Linked DNA regions of Mus musculus: regions 2, 3 and 4 are each linked to region 1. A link is a loop called in an ENCODE intact Hi-C map of the cell type or tissue named here. Cell type or tissue: left cerebral cortex. All regions are shown on one strand. Region 1 holds the start of Jade2 (jade family PHD finger 2). Region 2 holds the start of Ube2b (ubiquitin-conjugating enzyme E2B). Region 3 has its middle 15 kb from the start of Gm26061. Region 4 holds the start of Ppp2ca (protein phosphatase 2 (formerly 2A), catalytic subunit, alpha isoform).

What was found. A loop is a pair of places that touch in the nucleus more often than their neighbours do. Peaks named below come from ENCODE experiments on the same cell type or tissue, not always from the same donor. Only the 100,000 strongest peaks of a DNase experiment are listed, where the experiment ranks them.
Region 2: a loop joins it to region 1, with 9 times the contacts of the local background. A loop is called at or near these places in 7 of 42 quality-filtered maps.
Region 3: a loop joins it to region 1, with 2.2 times the contacts of the local background. A loop is called at or near these places in 7 of 42 quality-filtered maps.
Region 4: a loop joins it to region 1, with 6 times the contacts of the local background. A loop is called at or near these places in 3 of 42 quality-filtered maps.

The regions. Positions count from the first base shown.
Region 1 is chr11:51,852,141-51,860,140 of GRCm38, reverse strand. Jade2 (jade family PHD finger 2) reads left to right here and starts at 2,473. Exons shown (of 13, transcript NM_001357588.2): 1 at 2,473-2,830; 2 at 5,174-5,261. The coding sequence starts at 2,703. It overlaps Gm30110 (a long non-coding RNA gene), which reads right to left and starts at 4,695. Exons shown (of 2, transcript XR_388628.2): 1 at 4,418-4,695; 2 at 3,544-4,220. In left cerebral cortex, CTCF peaks have their summits at 2,930, 3,547, 3,746 and 4,559; DNase peaks (open chromatin) are centred at 3,793, 4,074, 4,490, 5,086 and 7 more places; H3K4me3 peaks cover 4,101 bases; H3K27ac peaks cover 4,245 bases.
Region 2 is chr11:51,996,210-52,004,209 of GRCm38, reverse strand. Ube2b (ubiquitin-conjugating enzyme E2B) reads left to right here and starts at 3,719. Exons shown (of 6, transcript NM_009458.5): 1 at 3,719-3,917; 2 at 6,312-6,392. The coding sequence starts at 3,874. It also overlaps a transcript of Cdkl3 not described here. In left cerebral cortex, a CTCF peak has its summit at 1,128 (motif pointing left); DNase peaks (open chromatin) are centred at 3,354, 3,696, 4,046, 4,432 and 1 more place; H3K4me3 peaks cover 4,130 bases; H3K27ac peaks cover 2,830 bases.
Region 3 is chr11:51,945,704-51,953,703 of GRCm38, reverse strand. No RefSeq gene overlaps it. Among named protein-coding and RNA genes, the nearest start is that of Gm26061, 15 kb to the left of the region's middle. In left cerebral cortex, a CTCF peak has its summit at 3,784 (motif pointing right); DNase peaks (open chromatin) are centred at 7,415 and 7,980; H3K27ac peaks cover 682 bases.
Region 4 is chr11:52,093,709-52,101,708 of GRCm38, reverse strand. Ppp2ca (protein phosphatase 2 (formerly 2A), catalytic subunit, alpha isoform) reads right to left here and starts at 2,885. Exons shown (of 7, transcript NM_019411.4): 1 at 2,559-2,885. The coding sequence starts at 2,660. In left cerebral cortex, CTCF peaks have their summits at 2,883 and 3,084; DNase peaks (open chromatin) are centred at 2,133, 2,485, 3,031, 6,618 and 1 more place; H3K4me3 peaks cover 3,087 bases; H3K27ac peaks cover 2,167 bases.

The DNA of each region.
Region 1 (8,000 bases):
CAGACACATAATTAAAAATAGGTGCACATACAACTACACATCATTAAAATAATTGGGGAAGAAAAGAGTTTATAAGAAAGAAGACATGAGCAAAGCACTCACGTGAGCTGCACTCTTAGCCTGGTCCTGCCTTACTTAGAGGGAATGTAAATTTACATATTCACATACATGGGTATGCGTGTGCTCATGTGGTCTCTGTAATCTTCTGCTCACCAAGGTGAAAACAGATCCAGAGAGATGTATTCACTGATCTGCCTCACACAGCCTTCTGAGCAGAAAAGCCAGGATTAGAAGCCATTAACCTCTCGGTTGGGCACTCCCAGCCTCCAACACGTGTTAGCAGACATTGACCTTGGCCTGGGAAAATCTTCTCAGTGGACCTCTGAGAACCAGAGTTAGGGCTAACTGTGAGGTGCTGATGAGCCAGCCCTTCCTCTTGCCAGACAGGCCTCTTTTAGACTTTGTGAATGAAGGCCAAAGAAGAGAAGTTCTGCTGGTGGCTTCCTTGAGTTCTCCTGCTGCAGAAAGCTCTTGGTTCCTCATGTCCCTCTTTGTTGCAGAGACAATCTCCCTGTCAGAGGATCTGAGCTGTTTTGAGTTTGTTCATTATTAGATTTATTTCTCCTATAAGCAAATGTGTTCACAACATTCCGTCGGGGAATCTTCTTAATTGTCACATAAATGTCATCTTATGTAAATTGAATATTTATCTTTGCATGCAAGGGGGTTTGGGGGTGGAGGGGAAAGGAAAAATAAACAAACTTCAGTCTTGGAAAGGGAAAGGGATTTGAAACTCATCCACCTGCCTTCAAAAACAAAGGTGAGTTGGGGGGGAAATCATTGGATTATCTTGGAAGGGGTAGAATACATTGGCAAGGGTGAGAAGAGATGCCTTAGGGATGCTGGAGATGAGAGATGCCTTAGGGTTGCAGGGCCAGGCTTCCCCAAACCTCAGTCCAAAGCTAGCCAACCTCCCCAGCTGGAGCATTCCCAGGAGGCAAAAGGTTGCCCCCCACGTGCCTACCCCTCCAGGAGGCCTGCCCTTTTCCTTCCTAGAGAGAAGGTGAGCTCCCCAGGCACAGCGGGTTGGGTGGGTGTGGCCCGCAGCTCAGGGAACCGACCCAAGGCTCCGCCACTGCCGGCTAGCCGCCCGACAGCCCGCCCGCCTGGCGAGCGCAGGCTCTTCTTCCAGAAACTGCGAGGATTGGAGAGCACTGTTTGTGCACCACAAGGTCAAGTCGGGAAGTGGAGTCGGAGGAGGAGGGGCGAGAACGAGAGGGTGGGGAGAGGGGCGCCCCGCTTCTCTGCCAAGTACCAGCCCTGGGAAGTTGCCCCTCGGTTTTTAACCCTTTGCGGCTATAAGATGCACGAGGCAGAAGGAAGGGGGTACCCCGGGGCAAACTCCTCCTGAGGCTAGGACATGTTGCCACCCTGCTAGCCACCCACCCATCACAGTGCGCCTCACCCCCCCTCCGGAAATGCAGGGCAGCACCAGGCGCCAGGAGGCACCCGCGAGGGGGAGGGGGCAACAAGCCCAAGAAGGGACCCCCTCCCCTTAAGGACAGCCCCTCTCTTCCGGAGGTCGCCCACAATTTCAACTTTCCCTGCCTAGGATGCTAGTTTGCATTTGGTGTGGGTGGGGGAGGAGGACCGCGCCCCCTCCCCCAGCCCCTTGCGCGCCCCTCCCCTGCACTCCTGCCAGCACTTTCTGCTCACTTCTGGCGCTGCAAAAAACGCCACGCGATTTATTCGATTTCGATTTTAAAACCAGTGATTCCGAAACCGGGCGGAGGGCGAGGGTCTTCCAGCACCAGAGTCCCTGGGGGTGGGGCGGGCGAGCTGGGTACTCCGTGCAAGCCTCGTTTCCTCCGCGAGTGTCGCCTCCAAGCTGTTATTTGCAAAGAAACGTCTTTTTGACGCAGGGAGAAATGGCAAATTTTAAGTACGTCATTAATATGGCGCCAAAAGATTTTTTTAAGTATAAGCTTGCTTTTTTTTTTTTTTAAAGGTTGTGGGGGGCTCCGCCTGGGTCTGGGGCGCGAAGGGGGCGGGGTGTGAGCAGAAAGTGTGAGTGAGCGAGTGGAGGGGCGGGGTATGTGTGTGAGTGTGTGAAGTGTGAGCCGACCTGATGGGACTTGCACGGGCTCAGCCGGCGCTCGGGCCCGGCCCTGGGGACAGGGCGGGTTGGGGGCGCCCCGGAGTCCACGAGGAGTCCGGGCCCGCGTGCAGGCGGGCGGGTGACCGTGTAGGGCACCCCCCCGGGGGGGCCGCAACGCTACCTGGGACTGTCGCCGGAGCCAAACAACTGGGAAGGGGGGGGGGAACACGACAGGGGGGTGCCGGGAGCGGAGATCCGAGTGAATTAGAAAAAAGTGGCTACTCCCCCTCCCTCTCTTCTTGCCCGCCCCCACCCCACCCCACCCCCACCCCAACACATTTTTTCCCCCTCTAAAGAGATCACAAGGAAGTCTTGGTTTAAAAAGAAACAGAAACATACACAGGGGGTTGGTGAATGGTGCCGACCGCGGCCATCGCAGTTGGAGGCTATTTTTTTGGGGGGTGAGTAGCGTCCATGGAGTTACTTTGCGCCCACTCCTAGTGGCACCAGCTCTGAGCTGGAGGGCTGACCATCTTCCCAGCAGGGGTGCGGGGCTTGGGGGGCGCCGCGGCCCGGTCGCCTCCCTCGCCACGACCCCGGATGGATGCGCGCCCCCCGCCCTCCCGCGCCGGCCCCAGGAGCTCCTGGCTTCGGGAGCATCCTTCCCGCGCCGGCCCCCGCCGCCGCGCGTAGCCGAGGGCAGCGCCCCTCGGGAGGGCACCGCGGAGCAAGGTAAGAGCCAGCCCCCAGCGGATGGGCCCTGCGCATCTCCACGGCATTATTTTGTGGGCTTTTTTTTTTTTTCAACAGATCTGCCAGTGCTCCTCGCTCCCTCTCTCTTGCTCGCTCGCTCCCTCTCTCGCTGGCTGCCTGTTCTAGGAAGCCAGCGCGGGGGGTGGGGGGGGGGGACGCACAGCACTGGGGAGAGAGATTGCGCATGTTGGTCAGCCGTGTTTTAAAGAGTACAGTGCGGGGAGGCTGAGAGGGGCGCATGCAACAACTTTTGGAAGGGTGAGCCTGGCGACCTTCTTTATTAATGACTGCGGCAAAGCGCCCCTGGGCCGGCGAGGGGGCGCGGGCGGGTGGGGGCGCTGGGGCTGCAACTTGCCTCGCGGGCTCCGGCCGGCCCGAGGGGCTGCGGCGCTACCGGGGTGCGGGGTGGGGAGGCTGAGTGGCGGGCACCGGGGCACGGGAAACCTGGAGCTATCTGCCCTTCTGTCTCCCGAGTTTCATTTTGTTGATACGCAGCACGTCCGGGTGCCGAACCGGGCTGAGCCGATGCACATGACCCCGCACTGGGCTCACGTGCAGCCGGTCCAGTCCTAGACACCTTCCGGGGGCCACCGCCTCCGCCCTGCGCCCCCTTTCCAGGCTGGGTGCACGAGGGAGCTGCACGCGGGGGCAGCATGCTCGGTTCTTGGGTTCAGAGGCATTGCACAAATTAGTTTTTTTTTTTTTTCTTCTTAAGGGGCGGGGGACAACGTTCCCAGGTGAGTGCTGGGTGCGCAGTCCAGGCAGCCAGGGTGCATACTGGGGTAGTGGACAGCAGCTCTCCGGTGCTGCGCGGGAGTCCGGTGGGGGAGAGGCACCGCGAGAGTGGAAATGTACCGGCGACGGCCGGAGCGGCGGGTGCGCGCTCGCGGGGCGACGGCAGGGGGCGTGGCCCTTGTTTACCTTCTCCCAACTCTGCTGGTTCGCGTCCCGCTTCAGGGACGACTCTGCAGCTCCCCCCTCTTCCCTCCGCCCTTACTAAAACTCTGGGTGGTACCTAAGAGCAGCAGACAAGTGGAGGGCCCTGCCTGGGACACACGCACCTGACCCCAAAATGAGTGACATTGCAGCCCCCGCCCCCACCAAACATTGCTGCAGTCCTTCTGCCGGATCCCCGGCCCCGCCCCGCCCCCGGCAGTGGCATCTTCCCGGCTCACCTCCTTCCTCCCTCTCCCTCCCTCCTTCCCACCCACTTGCCTGCGCCTGCGGAGCGGCTCTCGCTCGCCCACTCCCCGCCTGGGTGCAGACTTGTGGCTCCCCATGGTCCCTTCCCGCCCATCCCTGGGCTCTGAGACATCCCCTTCTCCGAGCAAGGGGTGATCCTGGGTCAGCTTGGAGACTCGTAGCTTTTCTGCCGGAGGGTGAGGACATCTGCAAAACCGGCTTGGAGGCTTTCCTCTACCTTCCAGAGAGGCCCAGCCAGCTCAGCCCGGTCCCTCTTCTGCACACCTCTGCCCCGCTCAGTACCCCCGCCCCCACCCCGGGCTCAGTTGCCCTTCCCCGAGTCCCCTAGACCCCTCCCCCGCCCCGGGCGTCAAGCCCACCCACCTCCTGGCACCGCCCCCGGCCCGAACCGCCTCTTGCCCTTCCTACGCCTGGGCCGGAGCCCCCCGCAGCCACCTCCGGCTCCTCCTCCCGGCTCCCGCGGTCGGAATCACGCCGGCGCGCCTCCAGCCTGCGTGCCCGTCGCCCGCCGCCAAGGGCAGGCTGGAGGCGCGCAACCCTCTTCTAATCCACTTAGCCGCTGCAGCCGGCCTGTGCACTTTTTAAAAAAAAAAAAAAAAACAGCTTGGCCTCAGGCCTCCTGCTGGGTGGGGGGCGGGGGAAGGGGGCCGGGTGTCTTTATGCCCGAGGGTACATTGCACTGGTTATCCCGGGTCTCTGCAGATTTCCAAACTTCACCCTTGCCCCTAGCACCCCCCCCCCCACCTCATCTGCAGGATTCCGAGGTACAAAGTTTTACCCAGAGGCAGTTTGCAAGAGGTCAATGGGAGGGATTATGGTTGTTCTCAGAGATGTGGCTTAGGGAGGGGCGGGGCCCCCCATTTAGAAATGAAGAGTTCTGAGCCCGGAAGAAGGTTAGGATGCTCCCTTAACATTTATATTTGCAAACAGACCGGAGCTTGGGAGCTGGGTTCTCCTCCCAGAGTGGCACTGTCTCTCCTGTCACTGGTAAAATTCCCAGTAGGACATTTGGCAGAAGATCCTGGCAGAGGTTTGCCAACCGAGCCTGGCCCTGTTTCCTGGGTTCCCAGGGTGCTGACTTCTTTTTCCCCTCGCCTGATTTCTTTTTCCCCCCCTTAGGGCCCCAGGCGAACACACCAGCCCTCCAGGCCCTCCGGTCCCATCTTCCTTGGGCGGGTTAGGACTCGCAGAGCAATCTACTAAGCAGGCAAGGAAAATAAGAGAATGAACTGTAAAGGGGGGAAGGAATGAGTAATAAAACTGACCTAGTCAAGAATAAGCTTTTATGTTTAGGCTATGTTATTTGCTTTTTAGGTCGCAGGCTGCAAAAGCAGGCTTTGATCCGAAGTGGGCGAATAATTTATTGAGAAAGTTTGCATGGTGTGTGTGTGGGGGGGGGGGTCGTGTTTGATCTGAAGCCCTCTCCTCGGTTGTTCCAAGAGCTGTTGGCTGCTATTTTGAGTGGGAAAGCATTTGGTTCCACAGTAAATGCCTTTTAGAGGGGAGTCCTCACCCTACGCAGCAGGACTTAACAGTGAATGTTGGCTTTGAAACTGTTTGGCCAAGGGTCTCCCCAACACTCTTGGAGATGAAGTGTTTAAGGACAGAGTTGTTTGGGCTCTGGATACAGCAAATGTTTCCAGAGTGCTTTCCCATCCAGCGTGCTTTTCCCCTAAATTGCCTGGGTAAATGGCCGGTGACTCCTATCCAAGAGGCTGTCAAAGATCTAAGCTGCTAGGTTCTCATTGGTACTCTGTATGTGGGGGTCCCCGGGTCCCTATTGTACTTTATTATCTCAGTGTAAGCCTTAGACACTGACTCCCCTAGGTTTGGGGCTGCAGGCAGGATATTCCCGTTATTTATAACCAGTGTTTCTATTAGACTTAGAAGGTGGTTGGTTGCCTCAGTGCCCCCGCCAAATGCTTCACTGTATATGTACAGCAGGCTGTCTGCAGGTCTCTCGGATGGGTGTTTGGGTTGCATGAGAGGTTGCCAGAATAGAGTTGGGGGTGGGGGTAACTTTGACGTGTCATGTCCCCCATGCAGTGGGACACTTAGACACTTAAATGGCAGGTCTTAGCTCAAAGCTTCGGCACCTCCTGGAAGTTGGTTCTGGAGCTTTAGGCAGCCCTCTAAGCTTCCGCTCAGAAATCTCATTGGAATTTAGAAAACTTCATCTGTGCCGTAAGCCTTCCTGCAGTCTTGAGCCCTTTGACCGTGGAGTCAGCCAGCCTAGGTTTGAATGTAGTTTCCAGCTGTGTTAAAGGCACCAGAGGTCTTAGTTTACTTATCAGCCAGTGGGATTGATAATAATCCCTATCTGTAGGTGAGCGTAGGAAGTAATAGATTGTATTAAAAGACTAAACCTGGGTCTAAGGATATAGCTGGTCAAGCCCTTGTCTAACAATTCCAAGCCCTGGGTTCTAGCAATATAATGAATGGAAAGAGAAGGAAAAAAGAAGAAGAAGAAGCAGCAGCAGCCTAAAGTGAGTGGTAGCACACGGCACAGTGTTACCACTCTGTTAATGAACCGAGGCAAGCCAGTTATTATATGCACGATGGCCTTTAATCTGTTAGCCCCAGGCTAGGCCAGAAAGGCAGCTTCTCTTCTACGAAGAAGAAATGAGCATCTAACAGGTGCCTGTGGGCAGCTAGACTTAGGAATGGTCCACTGAAATGTGCCCTGTGGGGAGAAGAGTAAGGTTGAGGAAGTATTGAAAGGTAAATTAGGTAGAACCTGTCACACTCGGCTCTCCTTGGTTGGGTGGTAGAACTGGCCTGCATGATTGACACCTGTAGGCACTGGAAACTGGGGCCTGGGTGGGACAATGAAGGTAGGCAGTGGAGTGGCAGGAGAGAGATCCCAGCGCCTCTCAGGCTTGGAGAAGTAGAGTTGACAGTCACAGACAGCAGCCCTCTTGCCCTGTGTGCACAGAATCATTTTTTGTATCCGCAGTTATTGTCCCTGAGAAGGCATTAAAGCTAATGAGAGATGGGAAAGAGTGGGGCTCTGACCCCTGTTTGAAACAGTTTAAGAGTGTGCAAGCTCTTGTTTTCTGAAAGTCTGGCCTTCCCTGCACAAGGAGGCTCTGAGGACAGGTTTTCCAGCCGAAATATCATTAAATTGTATTAGCATCTTATTACACACACGCCTTCGCAGTCCGCCTCAGACAGGGAGTTTTTGTTTCTCTCTGAGAGATTGTGTCTGGAATGGTAAATTGCCTGCTTGAAGGCCCCCTCCCCTTCTTCTTCTTCTTCTTCTTTTTTTTTTTAAAGAAGGATGGAGTCCTGGTGTGTGTGTGGGGGGGGGGGGCAGGTCTGGTGGCCCCTGGAGAGGAGAGACTGGAGGCCAGGTTGGGGTGTTTTAACTGCCCCAGGGAGTGGCTGCAGTAGCTGGCCTGAAAGACCCACTGTTCCCAGGGTCAGCTGGGAGGGCGTTAATGGAGGCCCAGGGTGTTTATTTGAATTTATTTGCAGAGACATCTTTAAAAGAGACTGGCATTGGGCAGTAGTGTTCCAGGGCCAGAACTTTAGTGGGGGGCGGGAGGGGGGGTGGCTAAGGCCAGTGGCCTGTGCTGCCAAGAAAACATCTGCCACCAAATTGCTGCCCTATTACTGAGTTGACATTGGTCATTAGCCAGGAGCCCAACCACATAAAGCTGCCTGGAAAATGTGTAGGGTCAAGACTGGGAAGGAGGACTGTGCAAACAGGAGGGAATCTTGGGCTAGGGTGTCAGTTTCTGCCAGTAGCAGGCCAGCCAGCTGGGCTGTGTGGTCCTGACACTCCATGAGGGAGGAACCCGTAGTGTGTTCAGTACTCCCCACTATACTGGGTGCAGTGTGAGAGTTCCTGGCCTTCACACAAGGATCTAGCCAGACATGCTCTTTACTCTTTCCCAACAGGGACAGTTGGCAAGTAGCTCAACACGCCGACGTGCGTGCGCTC
Region 2 (8,000 bases), 140 kb before region 1:
GACCCGGAAGGGAAAGTGACACGAAGCGGAAGATAGACCCAAGGGGAAGGGGGAGGGACGTAGGAGGCCCGCGTGCTTGCAGGTGGGGGTGGGGGTGGGGGGTGGGGATGAGGGAGAGCGGGGCATTTTATAGCAGAATGAACGCCTGGAGGCTTTCGCCCGGCAAGAGAGCGTTTTGTCACCTGGGTGGTTACTGGTCCCTTACTTGTGCCCGGTTCTAGGAGGTTGACGGAGATAATTGGATCTACGGAACACTTATGGGGCTACAGTTTGCCAGTGCTTCGTTACTATTCCATGCAACCGATTTCGACCTCAAAGTCGACATAATCCTTAAACCGGGGACAAGATCGTTTTTGGATAGAGGGCTTAGCTCGGTAGTAAGCCACATACTCAGCGTTCACTACTCCTCTGACTTATTTCTAACACCATTTCTGTACACATTTTCAGTTTCCCAATTACTACTGCTTTCTACCTACTAGTGATCCCTTTTTGTTTTGAGACAAGGGCTACTATATAGCTCCGGGTAGCCTGGGACTCACAATGTATACTTCCAGGCTGGCCTCAAACTCCCAAGATTATCTGCCTGCTTAGAGTGCTGTGCTGAGTGCCATCATATCCAGCCCTAGCAGTACTTTTAAAGTTTTCTCATGACGTGTGAAACGCAAAACTTTTTAGGAAAACAAAATAATTCACCGGACTCTGCCACAGGCTGAGTAAGTACAAGGACGCCTAGGGATGTACTTTTAAATAGCCCGCAGAGCTTTTAAAAGGGCTCCATTTTTACAGATCTTGATTTAACTGTAATAGCAAAAGTAGGTCATCGAGATGGCTCAGTAGGAAAAGGCTACGAAGCCCAAAGTGTAGAGTTCAATTTCTTGGACCTACGTGGTGGAAAATGAACCAACTCCTCCAAGTTGTCTTGTGACCTATACACACAAATGAATGTGCACAACGAGTGTGCTGAGTAGTGTAAAAAAGAAACTAGTTTGCTTTTTTAAAAACAAAAACAAAAAACAGTTTAGGGCTGGAGAGATGGCTCAGCGGTTAGGATTACTGACTACTACTCCAGAGGTCCTGAATTCAGTTCCCAGCAACCACATGGTTACTCACAAGCATCTGTAATGGGATCTGATGCCCTCTTCTGGTGTGTCTGAAGACAGCTACAGTGTATTTGTAAAAAAAAAAAAAAAAAAAAAAAATCTTAAAAAACAACAAACAAACAAAAAACAGCCGGGCGTGGTAGCTCACGCCTTTAATCCCAGCACTTGGGAGGCAGAGGCAGGCGAGTTCCAGGACGGCCAGGGCTACACAGAGAAACAGTTTAGACGCATTTCCATTTTTGCAATTTTGCTACTAACTGCTAGAGCCTGGCTTTGGAGCTTGAGAGTTAGGAGGGCTGGGCACTTGGCTTGGATTTTTCTTTTTCCTATAAATAAGAATGTTGTGAGACCTGCTATATGTTTACTTAAGATTTGTTATGAACTAAATATTTGCAAGGAGCAAAGCATGAATTAGTGAGCCCCTGTCATCACAAACTAACTCCTAACCCCAGCACTCAGGAGAGAGGAAGTCAGAACTATGTGAGATTGGGGCCAGCCTGGTCTACATAGCAAGTTACCCTGTTTTAATAAGTGAAATTATAGTTCTAAGACTGCGGTTGTAGGTTTCCAGCAAGCCACCTGGCCATGAAATTGTGTGAATTTTGTTAACATTCTGCTCTCTATATTTTTGGGAAGCATTCAATTTATCAAAACATTTCATTTTGGATATTAAAAACTATCCCGTCCATTTTTTAAAGTAATAAATTGCTAGATAAGCAACAGAATGAGATTTTTAAAAAGCGTCTGCCATTTCACTCTATGTATTTCTTGATCATGAGGAAGATTAACATTGGTATGGCTGGACGGAAATTTAAAAAAGCCCAGGCACTTGTTACCGGCCCAGGGGATTTAAAAAGCCTGTTTTCCCCCAAGACAAGGTCTCTCCCAACTCTAGGTGCGGTGGAATTTGCAGACCTCTAGTCCCCTGTCTACCCAGTGCTGGAGTTGTGCTTGTGCGCTGCATCCTTTTCAATAACATTTTACAGGGCTACCTAAGGCCCTGGGGTTCTACGGAATAACTCAAAGAGAAGAAACGTAAAGGTAAGAATATTTAACTTTTAGCTTAGTCACATTGTGAGGACACAGCAGCGGCTATCAAGAGTAAGACATACCTGACAATCCTCAAGGTTACTTTTTGGCGGGGAGGGATGAGACGCTCAGGCTGCCTAGGGTGGCTACCATCCTGCTTCACTGAGGCTAGCCTTATACTCCTGATCCTTTCCACTCTCCGAATGGTGGGATTGGCAGGATGCACCAAGACGCTGGGTTCTCAAGGTCATTTTAAATCAAGAGAATTGTTTGAAGGAAGAAGGGATAAGGACAGTGAAAAAGGTTAACCCTTCCTGGTTTCATGGAACCATGTGAAAGAGTGAGCAGTGGAGTCTCATGCGCTTCCCCCTTCTTGAGTTAAAGAATTCCGCATCTACTACACTGTTCCGGTCCCTAGAACTAACAAATCCCCAATACAGGGCTAGAAGCTGAGCACGGAAATTCCAGGAGCCAGCTGGGGGCTGTGGTGGTCAATGCTTCGGGAATCGGCTATGAATCAACCCCCCACACCGCACTTCCGGTCCATTTGGTCCCTCTTTGCTATTGTATAAAGCTTGTAATGAGTTACCTCAGAGTCGAGCTCTAACTCCCACCCATGTCTGCAGGATCTCTCCCCTGATCTGAATCATTTTTGTAGGTTTCTTTGACAACCAGCAGCATTGATATGCTCTAAAATCACACCCACTCACTTCTTGAAAAACACAATTGTGCCCCACCGCAGGCAAATTCACAGATTCCAATTCAAAGACTCCATAGATGGAGTCTTTAAGGTTTGGGCAATCTATTCCACTCTCATTTCTGTATAAATTCTAAGTATGGAAATTCCATTAGCAGGAACAGGCTATTGATGCAAATGCCCTTAATCCCATCTCATTTGCACCGACCTAGCATTCAAAGCCGTTCATTACAAGGCTTTGCCACACTTTCAGTACCTGTCCCACGTACCAGAGTTGCTAAGCCACTTGAAACACAGAATTAAGTCCAGATTTTTTTTTTGTTGTTCCGTTTTAAAAGACTCAGAATGCAAGCGGCTCCTTCCACAATGTCTCCTTTTGCAAAGCCCCAGTACTTTGGGACCAAAAGAATAATGTATGACTAGAGGTGTCAACTCCTTATACTCAAGGACCTGCTTTGTTAGACCTGAAACCAGAGCCAGGCTAGGCCATCACGTGACCTGCTCTGATGGCGTCACAGGCACACGTGGTTCTAGATACTTCGCTCCCTCCCCCTCAGGGGTGGATTGTTGACAGCGGCGCTGGCGGTCACGTGACTTGACGTCACCCCCCCCCCCACCTCCTCTCCTCCGAAATCTCAGGCTCCGGATGCACCACTCTCTCCCCGTCCGGCCGAACTTGAAACTAGCGACGGGGGGAGCGAGGCGAGGTAGCGTGTGGGCTCCGAGGGCGTTGGGCCGGGCCGTGTTCAGCGTGAGCACGGAGCGGATCCTCCGTAGTTGCCCGCAAGCAACAAGCCCGGAAGGCCGCCTTCTGCCCCTCCGGTGCGGCGCGCGCGCCCGCTCGCCCCGCCCCCTCTCCCCCCTCCCGCGGTGGTACTGGCGGAGGGCGGAGGGATCTGGAGGCGGCGGAGGGAGACGTCATTGCAGGGTTGTTTGTGCAGTCTCGGTGGCGGCGGCGACCCACAGTGATTCGGCCGCTGCGCCGGGGGGTGGGGGGGCTGAACGGGACTCTTTTCTTTCAGACTGACCGCGGGGCAGCTGCGGAGCATGTCGACCCCGGCCCGTAGGAGGCTCATGCGGGATTTCAAGCGGTAAGGGCCCTCGTCTTAGCCCAATATGACGGCCTCTTCCCGAAGCCATGGACTGTAGGGCGGGGATTCCGGATATCTTCCTCCTGGTGACCCTGAGGAGGCGGGCAGTGGGCCTGCGGGACCCACGGCAGTCCCGGCTTCCCGGTGGCTCTTACTCCCTCGCTTCATACCTCCCTCTGTCTGGAGTAAAGATGGTCGGTACTACAGCCTCCTGCCCTTCCCCCCCAAAAGTAGGAAGGTGGCCATCGCTGGGCCTAGGTGTCCCAGAGGCCCACCTAGGGCAGATGCAGACGCTTCACCTCCCGCCTCTGCACCCTGCAGTGTCCCCTCCCCAGGTGGTGCGAGTGAGCTGCTCCTGAGGCTCCGGCCTCGCCTGGCGGACCAGTCCAGCTTTGTTACAGGGCCCCGTGATCTCCTGTTGGTAGTGAGAGGTTGGGGTGAATACTGCCCCAAATCTCTCCCTTTCTGCAGTGGTGAGGGTGGGGTCTGCTGCGCGAGGTCCGGAGGTGGTTAGCCCATCCCCCGAAACCCGATCTGCCCCCGCCCACCTGGAAGGACCTTGAGAACTGGCTCGGGAAACCTGGGCCTGGAGCTAGCCACTTGGCCTGCCAGTGCCTTCTGGAACTAAGATCTGGCCGCGGAATAAAAGCCTATCTATAGCCTCCCCAGCCTGGAAAAATGCCTTCCGTCAGACTGGAGCTAATCTGATACTCCACCTGGGCCTCCTTTTGGAAAATAGGGGTTTATAGGAAATGTGGGGCTTGAAGGAAGAAGATGACCTCTCCCAGTTGTTTACCTCTCCTTGGAAACGTACAAGTGCAGAAACAGTAGACTAGATACTAGTTTTCTTTCTGGGCAGACCCGCTGTGATTGAGACAAATCTGTAATATAAAAACTTAGATTTGCCTCTCAGGAAGCAACTGCTCAACTTTCCCATTATAAAGCCCTTTATGAGAGAGAGAGAAAAAAAAGCCCTTTATGAGGCATTTGGAAGCTATTGTCTTGGGACCTGGACAACTTCATCATTTAATTCGTTGCTGATTTTAGCCACACAATTGAGGAATGAAGCAGTAAATTCGTCCCTCTCAGTCCTGTTAGTGACCTAATCTGCTTGAGGTTGACCAGTTTGCCAAGTGTCCACTTAAAAATCACAACATACTTTGTGAGATGGACAGGTTTTTGTTGTTGTTTGTTTGCTTGCTTTTTTTTTGTTTGTTTTTTGTTTTTCAAGACAGGGTTTCTTTCTCTGTGTAGCCCTGGCTGTCCTGAAACTCACTCTGTAGACCAGGCTGGCTCGAACTCAGAAATCCCCTTGCCTCTGTCCCCTAAATGCTGGGATTAAAGGCGTGCGCCACTACTGCCAGGCTGTTTTTTTTTTTTTTTTTTTTTTATTAATGATCTGCCAGACAAAGAGATGTCCTTTTTGGTGCAAAAGTCACCCAATGCTTGAAGTCACTATATTTGATTAGCTCTGTAACTGATACACAAATAAAACTTTCCATTATGGATAATACATTATCTATTATTATTTATCTCTTGTTCATTTTTGCAATTTCTGTACTTGACTCCCAGTTGAGTACAAGGTGCCTTTGGTGGTTTTCCAAGGATCTTGAGGTTACATGAAATTGCTGATGATGTCTGTTGAAAGCATTGTATGGAGGCCTGAGGTATATTTGGCCTGAGAGCAGAGTTTTTAAAATAGAGCCTGCTGGAAAAGCTAGCTGGAGCTTCTGACTACTTTAGAAAGGCACTGTTTGAAGCACAGGCCATGAAGTAAGACTTGCTTTCTAGTTAAATTGAGGTTTTTTGTTTTTTTAAGTCATTTAGTGTATAGAGATTTCCTACATTTTTGTGTTGTGTAGTGTCTGTAGTTAGGACTGGAGATCCTTCCATGATTAAGGTACGAAAATTGTAAGTTTTTGTTGTGTTTGGTTTTTGTTTTTTGAGACAGGGTTTTTTTGTTTGTTTGTTTGTTTTTTGTGTGTGTAGCCCTGGCTGTTTTGGAACTCACTCTGTAGACCAGGCTGGCCTCCAACTCACTCACCTATGTCCCAAGTGTTGGGTCCAAAGGTGTGGACAACCACTACCACCTGGTAGTTGCAGGTTATCTAAAAGTATTTTTCATTGCTAAAATTGTAAACTTTGAGTGGGTTAAGAGGGTACTCTGAAAACGAGTTCCTCAAGAGACCATATCTTAAATCTTGCTGTTTGAAGAATTTACAGATCTGGTAGTATTAATACGAATATTAACCTGGTTGATTCATTTAGATCGTAACTCATTTCAGCTCCAACTATAACAAGTCAGTCTAGCTAGTCTGTCAGAGTAGCTTCAGGAGAGTCTGACCTCACTGGCCTATATGTTCAACTCTGAAAATGACTACTCTGGACTTCTAGATTGCAAGAGGACCCACCTGTGGGGGTCAGTGGCGCCCCATCTGAAAACAACATCATGCAGTGGAATGCAGTTATATTTGGGTGAGTTGAGCTAGGGATTGCTCAGAAAAGGTAAGTAAATAAGCACTGGGGAGAGAGGCTGAGGCCGATTCTGAAACTCACTTGTGTGGGGCGGGGACACATCTTTTGAGAACCCTGGGCCTCCTGTGCTAATTGTGCTCCCATCCCTAAGCTGTATATCCAGCTCTTGAAACATTTTATTGAGTCTGGGGCATTTATATAAAATTGGTCGGCTTGCTGTTATATTTAATTTGGCTTCTTTCCCTTGAGCCAAGGTGTGTTGCAGTGTTGCTCAGGGTGATTTTGAACTGGGCTGAAGTGATCCTCTTGCTTTAGGCCCTCTGGAGTAGCTGGGATTGTGGGCGTATGACACTGTACCTGGCTATGGTATGGTTTTATGGTTACTCGAGGTGACTGATCCTAGGGTGTGAAGGCTTTGAGTGAAGCTGAGTGGTAGACTGCTTGCCTGCTATGCATATGGCCCAGGGCTTGATCCCCACACTAATAAGTAAATGCTGGAAATTAAATGGGCTAATGAAGGAGATCAGGTAAATCACCTCATACAAAATGTGCCGTTCAAGTGTTTATGCCCCTACTGTTGGAGCTGTAAGGACACTTGGAACCAAAAGGACCGAAAACTTTGCTGTGACAAGAATTTTAGCTAAAAATGACATATGCACAGCCTACCGAGAAGCCACTGGATGACTTTGGGTAATACTGAGATTGAAACACCCTGTAGGCAAATGCTCCATCCATCACTGGGCTGCACTCCTAGCACCTTTGAGATTCTATTGAGATAGACTCTTGACAAGGGTGGGGTTCAGCCTTTTGATCTAGCACTTAGAGGCTAGGGTCCAGGCTGCCTACTGAGGTCCTGTCTCACAAAAAAACAACAACAAAAAGATCTCCATGCATTTCTCAGACTTGGGATCTTCTTCCTTCAACATCCTCAGTGCTGGGAACACAGGCATAGGCTACCATATAATACCTTTTTAATTTCTTGTTTATCATTTGTGCGCAAGTGTGCACGCCTGCATGCTGGCTGACTGACTGTGAGTAGGTATCTATAACCCATAACACTTGGTGTAGAGGTAAGATGACAATTGTGTAGTCATTTCTCTCCCTCCATCATGTGTTCAAGAGATAGTATGGCGAGTAGTTCTACTTGCTAAACTGTCTTGCTAGCCCTGCACATCCTTTTTGATTTAAAATGTAAAAAATTTTTGATTATGTGTGTTTGTCTATATATGGGATTATGGGAATTTACCACTACAGCTAGTTATGGTATGGTATGATTTTACAGTCAACCCAGGTAATTGATTAAAAACTAGGGTTTGAAGGATACGTGTATAAGAGAGCAGGTGCCCATTGGAAGCCAGAGGCCAATGTCTGATGTCCTGAAGTTGTAAGCTCCCTGACATGGGTACTGGAAATCAAATTCCTGTAAGAGGTTTTTTCAAATATTCTTCATCAGTAAGCTGTCTTACAAGGATCTACACTTAACTAGGATATAACTAGTGGGGGATCTACACTTAACTAGTAGATAACTAGTGGGGTACTAAGAATGTAGCTAGCTCAGTGGTGGAGTGCTTGCCTTAACATTCCTGAAGTCCTGGTCAGTCATCTATA
Region 3 (8,000 bases), 94 kb before region 1:
ACAGGGATCATCTGTCTGTAAATGGATCTGGACGTGTACACATGTCAGGCGAGTGCTCCAGCACTGACCTGAACGCCCAGCTCCTCGCTCTTGTTGATGGAATGTCAGCAGTGGCCCTTGTGGTAGGAGTTAATATTCCGGCCATGATCCCCAATCACCATCAGCAAGTGACCAGGAGATGTGGTCAGTTTCTGTATCAATCTCCCAGGCTGTGAGTATTTGCTATAGTGGAACTTTGCAGTTTGTCATTGTCTGTTTGGGCACAGTCCTAACTGTGGGGCTAGTGAGGCATAACCTGCATTTACAGCCCCTGGCCTGGCCTGGCCAGAGCAGATACAGGGTGAGCACAGGGTGAGCATTATGGATGCCTTTCAGCAGCAGACTGCTCTCTCCAAGTCCATCCCTAGCGCTGCCCGTGTCCCTCCCCAAAGACAACCGCTCGTTTCATCCTTCCTTCCTTCCTTCCTTCCTTCCTCCCTCCCTCCCTCCCTCCCTTTCTTCCTTCCTTCCATCCTTTCTTTCTTTCCTTCTTTCTTTTTCCTCTCCTTATGGAGACAAGGTCTTACCATGTTGTTCTTACCACATAGAACAGGCTGGTCTCAAACTCACAGATATCTGCCCGCCTCTGCCTCCTGAGTACTGGGATTAAAGTCATTCACCACCAAGCTTGGCTCAGTCACATTTAATTTAATTTAATTTACCTCCCCCCCCAAAAAAAAATAGGGTCTCACTGCATAGCTCTGACTGTCCTGGAACTCTCTATGTAGACCAGGCTTGCCTTAAACTCACATAGATCATCTTGCCTCTGCCTCCATAGTTCTGGGATTAGAGGCACGCTTGGCTCAGTTAATTTGAAATACAGAACACTTCACAGATCATTTCTCTGTATCATTTCAATTTAGGCCTACATGGTGCTGAAACACAGTTAAACTTGAATTTCAGATAAGCAGTGATAATTTTTTTTAGTGTAAGTACTATCCCAAGTGTATTTTATCTGGCAATGTTACCACATTTTCCAGTCAAGATTTAGGCTTTGAAAGAAAGAAAATAAACAGAGACAGAGATGTTGACGTAAAACAGTTCTCACCCCCAAAGGGAATATGAGAGCCAAAACTGAGTGTCTATGGCCCCTGAATGAAGACCCGGGTTTCTCTGAACAACACAGGCAACCTCAGAAGTAATTACAGGGACTTTTACATCACAGAACAAAAGAAGGCTGTACACAGAAGCGTTTATTAAATATCTTGATGGGGACATGGGGGTCAGGACATGGCTTGCAGATGCTACATTTTTTTTGTTGTTGTTTTGTCTTTTTGAGGCAGGGTCTCACTCTGTAGGCCAGGCTGGCCTTCAACTGACAAGCCTGACTCAGCCTCTCAAGGGCTGGGGTTACAGGCATGAGACACCACATCTGGCCACAGATGTTATCTTGAAGCTACTGGTCTGCTCAGAAAACATTCCAAACATTTTTACTGGATAGTCAAAAGGATATTAGGTTAGATGGAGATAGGGGCAGTAAAGGGCTGCTAGGACTTCAGATAGCACAAGATAAAGTTGGCTCCTCTTGTGTGACTTTCCAGCTCTTCCCACTCACACAGGTCTAACCCATCAATCTGCCTGCGAAAGTCCTCAGGTGGGCGTGGCTTCTCCAGGGAACACGCCTTCCTACCGATGAGGTCAGCAGCAGAAAACCAAACTAGAGATAATTCATTCACAACCATCGCTTCTTGCTCCTTTTCTTTTCCCCACAGGAAATTCACTAGAGTGAGGGGGAGGATGGGAATTGAACCCAGGACAAGTATTCAACCCCCAAGCTCCACCCCCAGGCCTTACTTATATTAATTTTTAGTATACAACTGACATTGTAGGCTACCTCTGTGGTAGAGTGTTTCCTTAGTGTACCCAAGGCCGGGCTTAATCTTGACCACTGGGTGGCAGGGAGTGAAGGAAGAAAGTTTATATATGTGTGTGTGTGTGTGTGTGTGTGTGTGTGTGTGTGTATGTATGTATATGTATGTATATGTGTATATATATGTGTATATATATATATATATATATATATATATATGAGAAAATATTGAATACTTGCACAAAACATAGAAAGTTGAACATCACTAAACAGAACACGATGGAACTGACTGCTGTTCCCTGTCCCCCAATTTTGTCCTCCCTCTGTTCCCCAGAGATACTGAAGTCAGTTCTCTCAACCATCTCAACTGTTTCCCTCCACTTCAGCCTCTTCTCATTTCTAAACTCTGTGCTCAAAAACAAAACAAAACAACACAGCACCAAGGCTCTCCCTTTGTGGTCCTAAAAACTTGTAGACCAGGCTGACCTCAAATTCCAGAGATTCTCTCACCTCCACCTCAGAATGCTGGGATCAGAGGTGCACCGACGCCTGGCTTTAGAATGCTGCTTGTGCGTGCACTGCTAGTTTGTTGGCCTGATAGTTTATAGGAGATGAGAATGTTCGTCCATTTATTCTGCTTTTAAGTTTTATTTTCCTGCTGGGCGTTGAACCCAGGACCGAATCAGCCTAACCATCAAGTTACAGTTGCAGCCCCAATCTGTGAGATCCGTTTCTTTTTCGCCAGCCTTCCTTCGGTCTTTGGTGAAGCCAATATTATGTTGTTGGCAGGGCTGACACGGTGACTAAGCCCAGGGACTTGTGTGTGCCAGTCTAGTATTATGTCACTAAGCTATGCCCCTAGTAATATCAGTTTTCTGTTAACACCATCGTGGTTGTGTAAAACATTTTTTGTTTTACTTTGTATATGTTTTGTTTGTTTTTGTTTTTTCGAGACAGGGTTTCTCTGTATAGCCCTGGAACTCACTTTGTAAACCAGGCTGGCCTCGAACTCAGAAATCTGCCTGCCTCTGCCTCCCAAGTGCTGTGATTAAAGGCGTGCGCCACCACTGCCTGGCTGTATATGTTTTTCTTTAGCGTTTAGATGTGTTGATGTTACTGGTAGGTAATATCGTTTTGGTTGTTTTTTGAGTTTTTGAGACAGTCTTGCTTTGTAGTCCTGGCCTTGAACTCTTTGTAATCCTCCTGCCCCAGCCTCCTAAGTGCAGGGATTACACGTATGTGCCACTAGGCCTGGCTCTTTTTATCTTCCTTTAAAAAAAAAATCTATTTACTTGTTTGTTTGTTTATCTTTTATTTGTGTGTATGTGTGTCCATGTGAGTGTACGTGTGTGCATATGAGTGTATGTGTGTGCACGTGAAGCTATGTGTGTGTGCACGTGAGGCTATGTGTGTGCACGTGAGGCTATGTGTGTGCACGTGAGGCTATGTGTGTGCACGTGAGGCTATGTGTGTGCACGTGAGGCTATGTGCCTCCTATGTATGTAGGATCCTGTGGAACAAACAAGGGCCCTCATCCTCTAGGACTACTACTACACTTCTTAACTGCTGTTAAGCTGCCTTGTGGGTTCTGGGAACTGGATCTGGGTCCTCAGGAAGAGTGTACAGTGTTCTAACCACTGAGCTGTATCTCCTTTGTTTCCTTCTTCCTTTGTCTTCTTCGCGTTGCTTCCTTCCTGTCCATGCCTTTGAATTTGGGGTGCAGGTGTGTGAGCCACAAAGCTCACATTCAGTTAGAGGACAGTTACACGTGCCGGTTCTCACCTCATGTCGTTTGAGACAAGATCTCTTCTTCACCGTTGAGTACACCAGGTTGGCTTCCAGGACGTTCTGTTTCCCGTCTCGCCATAGTTTTGGGATCAGAAAGATGCATGTCTGTCTTCATGTGGATTCTAGGGACCTCAGCACTCTATCCACCAGGTGGCCATCCTGGAACTCACTGTGTTAACCAGGGTCTATTCTTTATCCCTGCTGTTTTGTGATAATGAGCTTTGAAATGTCTGATTGTTTAATGTTAAAGTTTTCTTCCAGAATTGACGAGTTCTTCCGAGGCTGCCTCCCCTGTTCCACCCCCCCCCCCCCCGGGCATGCCCCTGACACTCATGACTGAGGCATTCCTGAATTGTCCGGGGATTCCAGCACTGGCCACATTATAGGACTATGTGGGGAAGAGATGACGCCTAACATGCCTGGGTGGAGCTTATCTGATGGGGACTTCCGGCAAGGGCGTTGATCCTCAGTTGGCTTTTCCTTTGGGGATTTCAAGTATCTGTTCCCATAGGTCTTTCCTGGAGCTTGCTTGGTTCTACAGAAAAGAGCTCTTGGGTCTGCAGCCTGGAGGAGGCATGAGCCTGGAAAGGAGGAGGCATGGGCCCAGTTGCCTAGGAGCAGGGTGAGGAAGAGGGGCTGGAAGCTGAGCCTTCAGTATCTCTACTGCTATCTACCACACCACCCACACTTCTACCCTCCTGCCCACACTCACCCTCACCCCTACCCTCACTACATAGCACCTGGTGTGCCCATCCAAGTTCCCTGGGGAGCAGGGAATTGTGTGTCCAGCACTGCCCCCCTGGTACTTGCACGTGGCCTTCCCAGCCTCCACCAGTCCTCTCATTTGTATCCTGTTCTCCGTCACCCTAGCAGCTTGGCCTGAGTCTTCCACAAACCCCACTGCAGGACACAGGCCTCTGCTCCATCCTGTGCTGCTATAGTAGTCACTACTGTGTCCCCTTCCTACATTCTAAGACTGGGCTGACATCTTTGCCTCCATCTCCTTGTCTATTCTCAAAAAATCATGTGATTTAGTCCTCATTTGATCCTCCATGATGGCTTTTTAGTATGGTTTGGGGCCAGAACAGTCAGAGTCACAGGGCACACTTGTGTTAAATTTAATTGAAAGCTTCTCCCTTCCTTCCTTCTTTCCTTCCTTCCTTCCTTCCTTCCTTCCTTCCTTCCTTTCTTTCTTTCTCTCTCTTTTTCTTTTTTTTTTTAACAAGGTTTCATGTAGCCCAAGATGACCTCAGACTACCTTAAGTAGCCCAGGATAACCTTGACCTTCCTGTCCTCTTGCATCCATCTCCAGAGTATCAGGATTACAGACCTGAACCGCTGCCTAGTTTATGAGGTGCTGGGAATGCAGCCCTGGGCTTCATGCTGAGGACCCGCTGAGCCATATCCCTGCTTCTCAGCCAGAACTTCTTCAACCTCAGTTTGCACTCACATCAAGGCCATCATTGCCAGGCCCTGCTGGGCAATAACTCTCCTTACAGTCAGCAAAGCTCTTCTTTTCTCTTCTCTCCTTTCCCTCTCCCTTTCCCTCTCCCTCTCCCTCTCCCTCTCCCTCTCCCTCCCCCTCCCCCCTCCCCTCCCCCTCCCCCTCCCTCTCTCTCTCTCTCCCCCCCCCAGGAGAGTCTCACTATGTAGCCCACTGTCCTGGAACTCACTCTGTAGACCAGGCTGGCCTCAATCTCACAGAGATCCACCTGCCTCTGCTTCCTGAGTGCTAGGATTAAATGCTCACACCACCACACCCATCCTGAGTGCTGGGATTAAGTGCTCACACCACCACATCTATCCTGTAGCAAAGCTTTCCTCTGATTCATCCGAGCAGATGTTTTCTTCTGGGCAGAGTGCAGACACTCACGGCATTACTGACAGCATTAGTAAAGCACACGGCCTTCTGGACAACAGCAACAAAGCCCAACAGCGGCTTCCACCTGGGAAGAGGAGGAACAGAAACCTTGAGAAGGGCTTGGGGATGGGAGTAAGGAGAAGACCCAGGTCCTGTAGAGTCCCTTCCAGGTCCCTGCTCCCATGCCTTGTCTGCCACCGGAGTCCCTTTGGTCACTTGACTCTAGAATTATATAGAACTTTTTTTTTTCTATTTTTGACGGGGTCTTGTTCTTCAGCTAGGTTGACTTTGAACTCTCTGTACGTGTAGGTAGGCCATACTGGCCTGGAATTCCAAGTCTTTCTACCTCAGGCTCCCCAGCGATGACATCATCCCAGGCACGCTGTGCTCAGCACAAGGGCGTTTCATCAGTTGTTCCTTACACCTTGTGCTGAGGGCTCAGAGTTTCAGGAACACCGTTGCCTTGTGTGCCATGGTGTCTACTGCAGTTTGGAGCCTAGAGAAGAAGAGGAGGGAGAGGAGCACTGGGAAAGGAGGCCAACATGCAGAGCCCAGCTCAGGGCACTTGCTGGAGAGCAAGCGAAGCCAATGTCAAGGCTACAACAATGGCTTCAGTTTCCTGCAGGCAACAGCGAGTGACCCAAGGCTTTTGACAAAGCAGTCTGTGCTTCAAGAAAGTTCTCCTGGGCCAGATGCTGGGTTCAGATGGCCGAGACTGAATTGGGTGGGGCAATTAGATAAAGGGGCTCCCTAACTAGGCAGTTCACAGGGCTACTTTTTTTGTCGTTTTGTTTTGTTTCTGAGACGGGGTTCCATGGAACTCTGGCTGTCATGGAACTTGCTCTGTAGACTAGGCTGGCCTTGAACTCAGAGATCTGACTGCTTCTACCTAGGATTAAAGGTATGCACCACCACCACCAGATGCTCACGGGGCTTTTAAAGATCCAGATCATGGGGCAGGGGAGAGGTAGCTCAGCTGGCAAAGTGTTTGCTGAGAGCAAGCATGGGGAGCCCTGGGGAGTCTGATTTCTAATATCCATGTGAGAAAAGCCAGGTGTGTTGGTTGGTGGATGCTTATAAAGCGTAGGGAGGTAGAGTTAAGAGGATCCCTGGGGCTCCTGGCCTAACCAGCGGACCCAGAGAGAGAAGCTATCACAAAAACACAAGGTGGGTGGTTCCTAAGAATGACACCCCCCCACACACACAGGTACACACATGCATGTGCACCTGCATGCACTAATGTGTGCCCTGATGTCAGTACATGCACACACACACACACACACTCACACGTTTGAGACAAGGTCTCACAATGTTGCCTTGGCTGACCTGGAACTTGCTTTGTGGTCTCTAACTCATGCAGACCAGGTTAGTCCTAACTAATAGAGCTCTGTCTGTGTCTCCCGAGGTGCATACCACCACATCTGCCTGGTGCTCCTTTGAGATTTTCTTACAGGTGGTCTGGAGGTGAGACTAGGAATCTGCATTTTTGAAACATCTCATTTCAAATACAGGGACTGACTCTGGAAGGGAAAACGGGTGCCTTTCCTGTGCGAGGAGGTAGGAGAAAATCATATGTGGGATAAGATGATGGGGAGAGACATTGAGGAGGGTGACAAAGGGGACCTCGAATCTGTGGGCACCTTTCCCACTCATTGTCAAGAGTGTCTAGAGCTGAAAAAGGAGCCTATAGTTCGGCTCTCTGGAGTTCCTTACACACAGTCCTCATCCCCAGGAGGTAGTGAGGGTGGAGGCTCACAGCTCACACTCTGCAGTGCAGCAGCTGGATTGCAATGCTTGTCTGTGTGTGAGCGAGCGAGTCACCTGTACCAACAGCAGACTCCTCCCCACACAATGCAAAGTCTCCAAGCTGTTAGCTTCATCTGGCTTTTGCGAGGATACCATGCAATGCCACACTGGAGGCTGGGCACTGTGCCTGACCCATCGAGCATCCTACATGGGAGTGCTAGGCGTAATTCTGAGAAATGTGTCATGGCAGAAGCCAGAGATCCATGTCTATGTTGTTCAGCACTAGGAGACAAGTCTCAGGAAAGCAGAAAGCACCAACCCTTTCACTTGTTCTCCACCTGTGCAGCTTTCCCTAGGTGTAAGTTTGGTGACTCCTCTGCCTTTGATTTCTAGGACTTGAAGAGAAATGACAATCCCTTGCTGCTGCATGTAATTGGTGAGAAGCACACAGACCTGGAATTATAATTATGACGTTTTAAATGCCAAGCTCTTCAGAAGTCTGACTTTGCCCTTGCTGTCACCCTGAACCCAAACCCTGCCTCCCACACCCTGAGCATGCCCCCGAGTCTCTCGGCCAAGCTTCACCTGGGAAATCTGAGTGACAGGTGACATGCAGGCAGCTGGAAGACGCACAGTAAACGGAGCCTACGATGAGCTCAGAAGAGGTGAGTTGATGATCTGCTATTTATAGCCCCACTAAGAGGCTCTGGCCGCCAGCTCCATGTGAGGCTGGGTGGAAATGATGCCTTAGCAGGC
Region 4 (8,000 bases), 240 kb before region 1:
AGATCAGCGATCCCCCTGAATGCTAGAATTAAAGGGGCATATCACTATGCCTGGCTTCAAGACACATTTATTTTGGTTCACACTCCTAGTTCATCCCAGTAGGGAAGTCACAGCTGCAGGAATCTGAGAGAGGTGCTCATATCACCTCATGAGAAACTCAGCAATGAATGCATGTTCACACTGTAACATTTACTTGTGTGTGTACCTCAGAGGACAGCTTGAAGGAGTATGTTCTTTCTACCATGTAGTCCTATAAGGAAGGGGCCAAACTCAGGTCATTTGGGGACCTTTGCATAGGGAGCTCCCCCCACCCTTACACAATTGAGAACCCCTCCCTCCCAATCTAGGGAATGGTGCCATCCACAGTGGGTGTGTCTTCCCATCTCAACATAAGGAAGATGCTCCTAAACATACTCACAAGCCAACCTGATCTGCTAGGTAGACAATTTCTGAGACTTCCTATCCAGGTAACTCTACAGCAGCAGTTCTTTTGGGGGACCAGAACGACCCTTTCACAGGGGTCACATATCAGGTATCCTGCACACTACTAGATATTTACAATTCAAAACAGCAGCAAAATTACAGTTATGAGGTAGCAACAAAATAGTTTTATGACTGGGATCACCACAACATGAGGAACTGTATTAAAGGGTCACAGCATTAGGAAGGCTGAGAACCACTGCTCTCGAGGGTCAAGTTAACAATGCCACCCTAGTCTTTCCAACTAGATTAAAAGTTCCTTGAAAATATGCATAACATATTCTTCATTGTGTTCTGGTTGCCTTCTTAAGAGCATGTAATCTTGGAGCATGTGTTAACTATTTTTAAGTACAGAAACAAGGACCAAATAAACCGTTTACCTGAAAAAGCCAGTTACAATCACTCAGTTGGGAAATGAAAAGTAATTGTGTCCAGGTCTACCGAACAGTCCAATGAGTGGTCACACAAATGACTAGTCATCCAATGTCCACATAAAGCCCTTCACTCCGAGTCAGCAATTAGAGACTGAGACCTGGCAAGATTTACTAAGTAATATTTAAAAGGCTTACTTCTAAACCTTAAAAATACCAACCTTGTTTGATGTGAGAGAAACAAAGATCAAAACACTAGAGATTCAAGTGGGGCGTGTTATAACACACAGACAGACACACATACACACACGTCATCCCAGCACCTGAGGAAGCAGAGACACAAGGAATGTCACAAGTTCAAAGTTACCCTGGCTCTACATAACCAGTACCAGGGCAGCCAGGGATACTTGGGATGGAAGGAAGGAGGGAAGGGATAAATCTACATTTGACTTAACCAAAATGGTTTTCAGCATTTTCTGAAAAATTGTGTCATCAGAAAATATTCAACCTCAAGAATCTCCTTTCTACACCAAGCCACAAAAGAATGAGCATCTTCTGTGCTCCAAAAGTTCTTCCTGCTAACACAAATTACTAACATAATCCATAATTCTGCACTAAAATTAAATGTTAAATTAACCCTGAAAAGAAAAGCTAAAATGAAGTGGAGACACATTTTTCTAATAGAAAATTGCATTAATTAAGACTTCAAGAATACAACATGAACAACTTGCTTCCCCAATTCTTGGAGAAAACCAATGGAATGAGATAACCTGAGATACCGAGTTATCACTTCAAGGAGTGGACTCAGTTCCATGTCTGAAATAGAGAAATCGGTCAACACGGGGATTTCTACTGCTGATTGTAGCCACAAAAATACAATCCAAGAAACTTTTGCAACCAGAGAGGATAAAAAATTTGACTCTCTTCCCGTTTATGTTGCTCATTCAAAAATAAATGGCTCCACGCCAAGTACGTTACACACAGAAGGGTTTCACACTACCCAATTTGAGTCAGCATATACATCATAAATTAATGTGACACTGTATTTCCAATCCCAAAGCTCTTCGTTGTAGTATGACTCACCAAATCCTCCATTTGTCCAACTAAGAAAACTTTATATTCCTCCCTTCAAACTACCACTATGACCTTCGTAGGAACTGGGTTAGCGACTCCCTTCATAATCGTTAAACACACACTTTAAACAGGGCTCCGGGGAAGCCGAGGCGTGGAGACCGACAGGAAAGCGAGGTGACCTTTCCATAGGCGCTGGGGTCTGGCCTACAAGCCCTGCTGTGGGGGACCCTGTGGGCAGCGCCCGCTCCACGAAGCAAGCCCGAGTGCAAGCGCAATGCTTTGACTCCATGAGTCCGGAACCCGTTCCCGGGCGCAAAGCCCAGCCAGTCCCTCGCCGGGCCACCGAGGGTCCCGGCCGCCCCACTTCCCAGGGTCGGGCCGGGTTCGGCCCGGAGGCTCCGAAGCCCGGAGTCCGGCGCGCGGCGCCATTTTAGGCCGCGGTGGCGGCGCCATCCAATCAGCGCGCGGGAGGCGGGGGGCGCCGGGTCCCTCGCGAGTCGCCGCAGGCAGCGCCGGGCGCCGGGCTGCTAGGTTCGGGGGTCTGGCCTCCGTGCCGCCATGTTGCACCGTCCCCGCGGCCTCCTGATAGGCGGGCCCGGGCAGAGGCCGCACCCGCGGCCGAGAGCAGCTCACCTTCTCGCAGAGGCTCTTGACCTGGGACTCGGAGAGCTGCTTGCACTCGTTCAGCTGCTCGATCCACTGGTCCAGCTCCTTGGTGAACAACTTCTCGTCCATGATGCCGCCCGCCCGAACCGGCTGCCGCTCCGCGCTGCTCCCGCGCCGCCGCCCGCACCCGGGCCACACGCACACGCCGCCGCCGCTCTCCCGGGGTGCTTTCTGCGGCCCCAGGCGGCTGCTGGGCGCTGGCGCCGGCCCGCTGGCTCGCTCCGCAGTGCTCGGCCGCCGGCCGCTGTGCCTCCTCCTCCGCTCGCCCTAGCTCGGGACTCGGCTTTCTGTAATGGCGGCCGCCCGGCGTGGTGACGTCACGCCAGCGTCAGGGAGCCGCGGGGAGGGCGACGGAGTGGGGCCGGGACCCAGAGCTGCGCACCGTGGAGCCGGGGCGCAAGCGCAGCGGAGTTGGCTGCCGAAGGAAGTGGCTTCGCTCTTGGGGCGTGGTCCTCCCGCTGGGAGGGCGGCGGGGGAAGGGAAGAAGCGAGTCCGAGCAAGCGCAGTGCTGGTTAATCCTGGCGTCCCAGGCTCCGCAGGGCGCCTGCGCGGTCTCGGCGCATGAGCAGTCCGTGTAGGCGAGGTTTTTATTCCTTGTGACCTGGTGTTTCTGGAAGGCCTCTGGGTGATACCTCTCAGATGTGGTCTGGGCTCTGCCAGCCTGATGACTAAAGGCAACCCTAAGGCGCTTAGTCCAGCAGCCCTGGGAACCACAAGGGAGTCACACACCTTTGGGGACAAGCCTAGTGGCAGGTTGCCTGGAGTGACCTTCCCCACCTCTGGCCGTTGCAGGCTCCTATAATTAGGTCATTCGTGGGCGAAGGAAGGTGTACCTGCTGGGATGTGTCGCCCGCGCACCTTACACCCCCAGCACACACCTGTCCCTGCACGAAGGCGGGGCCGAAGTGGGCCTTCGATCCTGGCCTCTTCCTAAGCCTTGCTTCCTCTCCTGTGGCCTTCAACACCTCTGGTGTGCACTTTTCTCCGAGACCTGTGCCCACTGGAAATAATCTTGTCCTACATTCTAGAGGAACAAGCCAGGGCTGTGTTCTGGTACTGGTAGAAGCAGCTACCGTGTGTTCTGTAAAGGAAGCTGATATTCTTAAGGATCAGCCTTCGACCTGGTTATAAATCTCTTCTGAGGCTTGTGAAACGTGTTCACATTGCACTGTCTGCATTCACAGAGATACTTGGCTCTACAGAGCATCAACTGTTGACCAGATCCCATGCTTAGGGGACAAAGGGGTCATGCAGACAGAAAGGGGCTACTGCCCTGGTGGAGCTTGAATGTTCCTGGCTGGAAATGAATGGAATGGATGGAAGTCATACACTGCTCCCCTCCAGAGTCTGGGAGAGAAGCCAAAGGATGGTTATCCATGAAGGTCAAGGCAAGAGCTGACCTAGCTATACTGTGGGGAACAGTCAAGCCTGTCACACACCGGAGAAGACACAGCTCAGAGCATCAGAAGACACCCTGACCCACAAGCTACAAGAGGACCTCAGTGGCCCCATCCACAAATGGCAGGGATGAAAATCCTCCTTTATCAAGGACAACCTGCTTGGCCAGGGGAACTGGCTTGACCAATTCTGCTTTCTCTAGTGGGTACCTCCCACTAGAGTTCCCGAAGAAAGTACCTGAGATCTACTCTTCTAGACGCCTCCATACATACTTGTTCTGCCAGTCCTTTCAGCTCAAATTCTGACTCTGGTTTGCAGTGAATAGCCCCCCAAAACAAACAGGAGTAAGAGTTAAGGCTACGTGAGATGACTAAATAAAGACTGTTTGGTGCCCATAGTTATAAAGCCATGTTCACTGTGCTGTCTTGTCTTATTCTTCTCCATTGCCCTGTACTCAGCAAGAACTGGTCCTGTCTTGAAGGGCAGGAAGTAGGCGGGCACACACAAAAGGGGAGGGGCTTCTTCAAGATAGTGGTCAAGACTGAGAACTTCATACTGCCAAGGTCTCAGCCAGAGTCATACAGCTACTAAACCACAGAAAGGACCAATACTCATCCCTTTGACTGCCTTTTTTCACCTGCAAAGACAATGATGATGCTAGTCTGGCAGATTGAAAAGTACTAAACGCCCACTATATATGCCAAGGTTATATAATGAAGGTTCTTCTAAAGTACTCTAGCTAGGCACTCCTTGCTGGTAGCGTTAATGTGTTATTTATTTTCTCCTGATGCAGGTTACTTGGCTCACCACCCTCACAAAATGGAGGAAAGATAGAATTACATGTACTTAAACATCCTGCCAAATAATTAGATGCTGCAACTTAACTTCTTAAGGAATGACTTCTAGGAAGCTCTCATTAGCATTCAGGCAGTGGAGTAAGGCATACCCGATCATAAACAATACAGAACTATGCTAATCAGAGTGTCTTTACCCTTACTGGAAACCAAGAATGCTCTCATACTCTGTAGAACTTCCAATATAATAAAAGGATCTGAAAGTTGGGCCTTAACTAATTTGACCCAGCTTACTCAATTTGACAGCTGATGAATACTGAGAACAAAAATTTTTAAATGGCTGGGAGTGATATCTCATGTTGGTAATGGCAGCACTAAGGTGAGGCAGGAGAATTGCTTCCATCTCAAGAGCAGCCTGGACCACAGAATGAGTCTAAGACAAAAGGAGTTAGGTTTAAAACCCTGTCTTGAAAGCCAAAAGATAACTTAAAGAGAAAAAGAATTATCCTTTTAACTTCTGGACAAACCCGAAAGGATCCTTAAGACAACTTTGAGTACCATTGCTTAGATGACGAATCTGGGTACAGTGAGTCTGTGTTGCCCAGGATGTTTAAACATAGCTATAAATAAAAACCATCTGACGATGGGGCGGGGTAGGAGGAGGGTAACCTGGAGCAAATAGCTTTATAATAGGCACTCTTAGCCAAGATATTAAATTGACATTAAACATGGAGAAGGAGTGAGCTGTACTTCGCCAGCATTCTAACTAAAATTAGTTTTGCTGTTGTTGATCCTTCTGGTTCTCTGACTTAAGCCAACTGTCACAGGAAGCAGAGGAATGTGAGAAACAGCTCTGGGGTCGATGGGCCTGGGTTTGAATCCCTGTTTTGCAGATGCCATCCTTCCTCCCCCTTTCTCCCTTTTCCTTCCTTCCTTCCTTCCTTCCTTTCTCTTTCTCTTTCTTTCAGCAAGATCTCACTGTGTAGATCAGGCTGGTCCAGAACTCACAGAGCTGTGCCTGCCTCTGCTTCTGAGGACTGGGATTAGAGGCATAGCTACCACACCCTGTGTCATATATATAAATAAATATGGCATATATAAAAATATATTATGTAATAATATATAAAATAGATTAGAATACATTATAATTAAACAAACACTAAATAGATAGTATATGAACATATTATTAAATAATTGTTAATAATATATAAATATATATGTATTTTGGTGTTTCAAGACAGGGTTTCTCTGTGTAGCCCTGGCTGTTCTAGAATTAGCTCTGAAGACCAGGTGTCCTGGAACTCCCAGAGGTCCACCTGCTTCTGTCTCCAGAGTACTGGGATCAAAGCTATGTACCATGACCACCCAGCTCCTGTAGATTTTCTAAGTCTGAGGTTTTTTTTATCTATAAAGTAAGGTAATTATAATAGACAAGTAAGTTTATTCTGAGGGTTTAATGAGATTATAAATTCACAGCATTGAGCAGCACAGAATGCATAGCCAATCAATGCTATGTATCATTTTTATTGTAAATCTGATTTTAAATATGCCCACTGCCCATTAAAGTCCCTCAGGTATAATCAAATCATAGAAGGAAATGAAGATGGAAGAGGAAATTCAAGCAAGGAAAGAGAGATAGAAATAGAACATAAGAGACTCCCTCTCTTCCCCCGTCATCAGGAGACCTGTTGTGCAGAGACAGTTACTTAGGAATAAATCTAAGAATTAATACATTTTGTCAGGCTCATGTTCCTGTTAGCTCCGAATCCTGTATCTAAAAAGAGCAACACACCTAAAAAGGATATGTACTGTGCACCTACGTCTCTTATGCCTCAGAAACCCCAGCCAACATCCTAGCTGGGCCTGCTCAGGAAAAAAGGCCTGTGGTGCTCTGGCCCCCTGGGCCTGCTTGCCTGCCCACCAGCTTTTTGCACTCCACATGCCCACGGCTCCCAGCCATGTCTAGCTCTCCCTTTCTGTACTTTTCAGGGGCAGGGTGGAGAAGCTCATGTGCCTTTTCCTTAGGCTTAGAACTTCATGGATAGGGCCACAGTTTTGTGGCCAGGAACTTTGTCACAGATACACTATCGACTGACCTTCCTCCCAGCTCCTGTCATTTGACTAAAGAGAGGAAGGATCACGTCCCCGCCTGATGTCCATGACGTCGAGGCTGTTCTCAGTTACAGAGGGAAATGGCACAGGAAAAGAAAGGCAAAGTTCACCATCCAGAAGGCAGGACTGCCACCAGCCCCACAGTTCCCAGGACTACTGTCTATTTATTGACACAGGTGACTATTTATAGTACAAAAAAATACATTATAAAACAATATGTGTATGTGGGTGTGGTGGAACACACCTGTTTACCAAGCACTCAGGAGGCTCAGTGGGACTGAGAGCTTGAGGCCAGCCTGGGCTGCCCAGTGAGACCCTATCTCAAAGCGAACAAACAAAACGACAGCCATTTGTATGATAGCTTTATGAAGCATCTTTTATAAATACATGCTCCCAAGAGACACCAGCAAGCTACAGAAGAGGGAGTAAGAGTTGAGTGACATCTTATTTTTAAGTCTCTACTGATTTGATTCTTCTGTAATGAATATATATTGCCCTTGAAAGAAAAGATCCAGAGGCTGGAGAGATGGCTCAGCGGTTAAGAGCACTGACTGCTCTTCCAAAGGTCCTGAGTTCAATTCCCAGCAACCACATGGTGGCTTACAACCATCTGTAATGATATCTAATGCCCTCTTCTAGAGTGTCTGAAAACAGCTACAGTGTACTTACATAAAAAATAAATAAATAAATAAATAAATAAATAAATAAATCTTTAAAAAAAAAAAGAAAAACGGAAAAGATCCAGATCTGAGTAAACGCAGCATCTCTTAGGAGAGCTATAGGTTCAAAGAACTCATAGCTAGGGGCCAGAGAGAAGGCACAAGAAGTTAAGTCACTTGCCACCAAGCCTGATAACTTGAATTTGATCCTGATGTCCAATGACAAAAGGAGAGAACTGATTTCCTGAAGGTTGTCCTCTGAGCAGGTGTGACGACACATGTGCATATACACACGTAGTCAAAAAGTAAAATGTAAAGAAGAAACCAGACCCCATAGCCCAAAGACCAGCTAACTATTCCACTGTGCCTGAGGATGTAGACACGTACAGCCCACGCTTCCTTGTAGAAAGGAGGCCCAGCTTTCTTGTGGTCTTCTCATTTGCCTC